Linked DNA regions of Homo sapiens: region 2 is linked to region 1. Evidence: read pairs that join two places in POLR2A ChIA-PET (ENCODE). Cell type or tissue: OCI-LY7. All regions are shown on one strand. Links, peaks and the distances in the headings refer to the core of each region. The heading gives the core; the rest is flanking DNA.

The links. ChIA-PET counts read pairs that join two places held together with the same protein. Peaks named below come from ENCODE experiments on the same cell type or tissue, not always from the same donor. Only the 100,000 strongest peaks of a DNase experiment are listed, where the experiment ranks them.
Region 2: POLR2A ChIA-PET joins it to region 1 with 5 read pairs; 19 of 35 experiments call an interaction of 5 or more read pairs at or near these places.

Annotation. Positions count from the first base shown.
Region 1 is chr11:83,161,321-83,164,243 of GRCh38, reverse strand. PCF11 (PCF11 cleavage and polyadenylation factor subunit) reads right to left here. Exons shown (of 16, transcript NM_001346413.3): 2 at 2,792-2,917; 3 at 377-565; 4 at 1-37. Among named protein-coding and RNA genes, the nearest start is that of PCF11, 5.7 kb to the right of the region's middle. In OCI-LY7, for the core only: no CTCF peak of the experiment used is centred there; a DNase peak (open chromatin) is centred at 1,703; H3K4me3 peaks cover 1,111 bases.
Region 2 is chr11:82,937,622-82,940,544 of GRCh38, reverse strand. No RefSeq gene overlaps it. Among named protein-coding and RNA genes, the nearest start is that of DDIAS, 37 kb to the right of the region's middle. In OCI-LY7, for the core only: no CTCF peak of the experiment used is centred there; no DNase peak of the experiment used is centred there.

The DNA of each region.
Region 1 (2,923 bases), core at 161-2,660:
AACTGACCACTGTACCAGGTGTTGAAGGCTCCTCGGGCTATAAGAAAAGACAATTTGTTTAAGAAAAACGTATCAGCTAAAACGGAAGCTAGGGAGTAAAAATTATCAGCTTAACTCTTAATATGATCCAAATTCCTATCACACAGAAAACTTATCAGAAATTTAAAACCCAAAATAAATGTTACATAATACCTAAACAAGGTGAATATATTTCTAAATAAAAATTCCAAACATATACACACTATTTTTTTTTTTTTCAAATTGAACCAATTCACTACCGAGTATTCTATTTTGACTTTCTGGCAGTAAGTTCTGCAGAAGAATTCAAAATGTGATACTTAAAAGTATGTTACTTACTATTCATATTAAAACTTACCGATTTATTTAAAAATTTAGGATTCACATGGATGCTAGACGTATTCACATTGGGGGGTAGAGGTTTAATAGGCCAAGCAGGATCTAATGAATTGACTCTGACATCCAGGGCATAAAGTTTCTTCAAAGGGAATATTTCATCCCATGTAGAACGTAACTTAAATAAACTTTTCCTAGTATTTTCATCCACCTAGAACAACAGAACAATTCTATGGCTTGTTAAGTTACTATAGAATATTTTATATATTAAATATAAGTTATATAAATCTGCTCTACTTCACATACAGAACTGTACTACCCATTGGTAAGTATATACAACAGTAATAATTTATTAAAGGTGCATTTCTCCTTCAAAAACAGAGTAATTAAAACCATTTTCACCTAGCCTTCATGCAAGCAACCAACCAGGTGAGCCTTTCTATATACAAAACGTTTCCACATCTTAGAGCTTAGTATAATATTCCTAAAGTTACTCTTTCTCTGGGAAAAAAAAATGTAAGACAACTAGAAAATATAAAACTAAAAAATATAAAACAACTAGAAAAATTGATTACCTGATGGCTTAAATGTTTTAAATTATTTACATAGTAGTACAAAGTTAAAATTAAAGCAAAACTATCTCACTAACTAATGCTCAGCAATACTATATGGTTGGGTACATAGGAACAAGATATTGTGGTGTGGAAAGCACTTTAACAACTGAAATTCACAAAATCTTAACCACTGATAAGCCTTAGTTTTAAATAACTTTTCTGTTCAGGTTTGTGATGGCGTAAAAATGTTTAGAAAATTTGCCATTGCCAGGCACGGTGGCTCACGCCTGTAATTCCAACACTTTGAGAGGCCGAGGCAGGTGGATCACCTGAGGGAGTTCAAGACCAGCCTGACCAACAATGGTGAAACCCCGTCTTTACTAAAAATACAAAATTAGCCAGGCATGATGGCTCATGCCTGTAATCCCAGCTACTCGGGAGGCTGAGGCAGGAGAATCACTTGAATCCGGGAGGCGGAGGTTGCAGTGAGCCGAGATTGTGCCATTGCACTCCAGCTTGGGCAACAAGAGCAAAACTCCATCTCAAAACAAAAAAAAGAAAAAGAAAGAAAATTCGCCATCAAGAAACCTAGGACTTGGGAAAACTGAGTTAGATTTTCAACATTAGGATAGACAGTAAAGCCTTAACTATATTCATAAGTCTTCAGATAATAATGTATTTATTACAAGGTCATTTTAATCAACTGTCATGTTAATGCCCAGTTAGATTCAGTAAAGGTATGCTACCAAACACCCAAGTGAATTTGAACATACTGAAACCGAAACCAAGAGGTTGGTTAAGCTTCTCCTTAAGACTACAGCCTCTGGTTAGCAGTATTCAGCAAATGTCTACAATATTCTATTAACAAGCATTTTAATGCTATATGATATAGAGCTTTCCAGATTTCTTCTGCATATACTGTTTTTCTCTAAGAACTTAAAAACATTTCTCAAATAGCAACTACTTATTTTCTAATAAACATGTAAAATCTAATACTGAATAGTTCTTCCAAAAAAAATTCCAATTCTACAAATCTGACAACTGACACACAGGTGTTCATCTACTAAAATATAATAACTACCACCAAATATTGACGTTAGGAAACAATCTTTAAACCTAAGTATCTCATAAGTGCCTTTTTGTTCAATGTGAAAGATATAGCCTGACAGGCAGAGAATTACCTCAGCAAATCCCTTGTCCTCCTCAACATAATACTGCTTTAACCAAACCACCATGTTACAGTGTTATGGAAGAAATTTACAATCTCTAGATATGAAAAATAAGCCTAATTTCTGAACACTAAGGTAGGGGCAAAAGTATTTCCAGAATAACCAACAGCAATTAACTGGTCCACCATTCACACATACCAACAACATTCACCTAAAACATACCTTGAACAATGTAACAAAAGTAAACATTTCCAGAAAACAAAACAAAAAAACACACAAGTTTCAGGAACCAATCACAGGTTGAGACACTGAGGGATTATGCTTTTTACCCCCCCAAGAGAACAGTCAACATCCTAACACCAGAAATGTAAACAATGAAATTTTAATTACTCTTGACGATTTCAGATCTTTTTGCCTGGTTTGTAAGTGATGAAACAGATGTTCAAATGAACACACTCAATTTTTTTAAAAAGCACAATTCTAAAAGCAAATCCATCTATTCTTAAATGGATAATGTAAACCCCTAGAATCTGTTCTAAAAATCTAACATAAAACATTAACTTCAGCCTCTTTCTTTGAAATGGTACTAACGATAAATGTCCAAAAGTATAAAACATTTCACCACCCAAGAAAACCCAACACAAAGCAAATATTTATTTAATCAGGAACACATTTTTTAAAAAAAAACGCAAATGTTTCTAAATGCATATGTACCTTTTCAAACACACAAATAAATGTTGCAACTAGATTTTTAGTAAAGGCAGTGAGATACTCTCTTCCAACGTTTTTCACAATAGAATCCATAAGGTACATAACAGGAAGCTTCTCTGAGGAAGGAGCCTGAAT
Region 2 (2,923 bases), core at 194-2,693, 220 kb after region 1:
AGTGTGAGAATGGACTAATACAATTAGTCTAGCTAAAGGTTTGTTGGTTTTGTTTCTTTTCAAAAAACCATTTTTTTTTTCATTGATCTTTTGGGCTTTCTTTAAGTCTCAATTTCATTTATTTCTGCTCTGATCTTTATTATTTCTTTCCTTCTACTAATTTTAGGTTTGTTCTTGCTTTCCTAATTCCTTTAGGTACATCATTAAGTCATTTATTTGAATCTTTTGACTTTTTTTCATACAGGTGTTTATTGCTATAAACTTCTTAGTACTGCTTTTGCTATGTCCCATAGATTTTCATATATTGTATACCCACTTTCATTTGTATACCCACCATCATTTTAAGTTTCTTTTTTTTTGAGACGGAGTCTCACTCTATTGCCCAGGCTGGAGTGCAATGGCGTGATCTCGGCTCGCTGCAACCTCTGCCTCCCGGGTTCAAGCAATTCTCCTGCCTCAGCCTCCTGAGTAGCTGGGATTATAGGCATGCGCCACCACACCTGGCTAATTTTTGTATTTTCAATAGAGACAAGGTTTGACCATGTTGGCCAGGCTGGTCTTGAACTCCTGACCTCGTGATCTGCCCACCTTGGTCTCCCCAAGTGCTGGGATTACAGGCATGAACCACCGTGCCTGGCCTAAAATTTCTTTCTTAATTTCTTTATTGACCTGTTGGTTGTTCAGGAGAATGTTTAATTTCCATGGAAATTAATTTTGTAAAGTTTCTGAGGTTCCTTTTGATATTGATCTCTTGTTTTATTCCATTGTGGTGAGAAAAGATACTTAATATGGTTTTTACCTTTTTTTGAATTTGTTCAGACTTGTTTGGTGGCTTAAGACATGGTCTATTCTTGAGAGTGTTATGTGATGTTGAAAAGTATGTGTATTCTGCAGCACCTGGGTGAAATGTTCAGTATGTGTCAGATAGGCCTTATTAGGTGTTTTCCATCTAGATGATCTGTTCATTCCTGAGAATGGGGTATTAAAGTCCTCTACTATTATTTTTAGAGACAGTGTCTCACTCCGTTGCCTAGGCTGGAGTGCAGTGGTGTGGTAGCTCACAGTAACCGTGAACTCCAGTAGTGGCTCATTGTAACCATGAACTCCTGGGCTCAAGTGATCCTCCTACCTAAGCCTCCCAAGAAGCTGGGGCTACAGGTGCACACCACCATGCCCAGCTAACTTTTACAATTTTTTGTGGAGATGGGGTCTTCTTTTTTGGAGATGGGGTTTTGGAGATGGGGTTGACCAGGTTGGTCATGAACTCCTGGCTTCAGGTGATCCTCTACTTCAGCCTCCCAAAGCACTGAGATTGTAGGCATAAGCCACTGTGCCCAGCCCCTTACTATTATTGCATTACTGTTTATCTTTCCTTTAGCTCTATTAATGTTTGCTTTACATACTTGAAAGTTCTGATGTTGGGTGCATAGATATTTTTAAAGGTTATACCCTCTTGCTGAATTGACCTATTCATCATTATGTAGTGATTTTTTTTGGTCTCTTTTAACGTTCCTTGATTTGTCTTCTATTTTATCTAAGTATAGCTACTCTTGTTCTTTTTTTGGCTTTCAGTTGCATGGAATATCTTTTTCCGCCCATTCACTTTTAATCTACATATGTCTTTATAGGTGAAGTGGGTTTCCTGTAGTTAGCCCTTGTTTCTCTATCCATTCAGACACTCTATAAGAGGCACCATCATTGGGCTGAGCATGGCAGCTCAACCCTGTAATCCCGGCATGTTGGGAGGTTGAGGTGGGAGGATTACTTGAGCCCAGTAGTTCGAGAGCAGCCTGGACAACACAGGGAGACTCTGTCTTCCACAAAATATTTAAAAAATTGGCCAGGAAAGGTGGCTCATGCCTGTAATTTCAGCATTTTGGGTGGCCGAGGCAGGCAGATCACTTGAGCTCAGGAGTTCGAGACCAGCCTGGGCAACACAGCAAGACTCTGTCTCTACAAATAATAATAAAAAAAATTAGCTGGGCATGGTGGTGCACGCTTGTAGTCCCAGCTACTCAAGAGGCTGAGGTGGGAAGATTGCTTGAGCCCGGGAGGTGGAGGTTGCAGTAAGCCAGGACTGTGCCACTGCACTCCAGCCTGGATAACAGAGTGAGATCCTGCCAAAACACAAAAAACAAAACAAAAAAAGGCACTATCTTTTTAAAACAGGCAAATAAGGAGGCACAAAAGGACAATAAGGAGGGATGATAAGAAAGTACCTCTGAGGCCTGGGTGAGAGGGGATCCTGTCACAGCCCTCTACGCTTCAGGGAGACTAAGGCTTTGGAATGCCTTCCTCAAGTTTCCTTCTAAATTCTCCTCTAGCGCCTGGTAGAAGTCCACCCTGAGCCTGGACCTGGTCCCACGTGGGAGCTAGTTGCCAGAAGTGCCTCCCTCGAAATTTTCTAAGTCTCACTTTTGTGCTTGTGACAGTGCCATTTATCCCATTTGAGGTATTCTCCAACCCTCTACATCATGTTTGGTGTGTACCAAATGTCCTGAGGAGCTTGGGACTTGCGCCTATGAAATCAAACCTGGGTCATTCCCATTGGCTGAGGCAATAGTGCTTTCATAAAATAGTACAAGATTGGGCTGCCAGAATGGTGCTGACATATTTTTAGGTGACTCTCAAATTCATTTAGGTGACTCTCACAAGTTCAGGGTTGTGGCTACCAAAGGTCACCACTGGTCCTTGGGATTGAGTTCTGTGTGTAGGCCTGTGCATTGGCTCTCCCTGGTCTGTGAGGGTAGTGGCAGCTGTTATTTACCCTGTCTGCCTCCAGCCACTGACACCAGGAAGGTCACCCTTCCCCCTTCTGCAGGCCATGCCTATCTTCTCTGAGGCCTTTTAAGACTGTTGGTCCACAATGCCAGTGGGCACTTCCAATCAATGTCCTCTCATTTCCAGTTGATAGTGACACTGT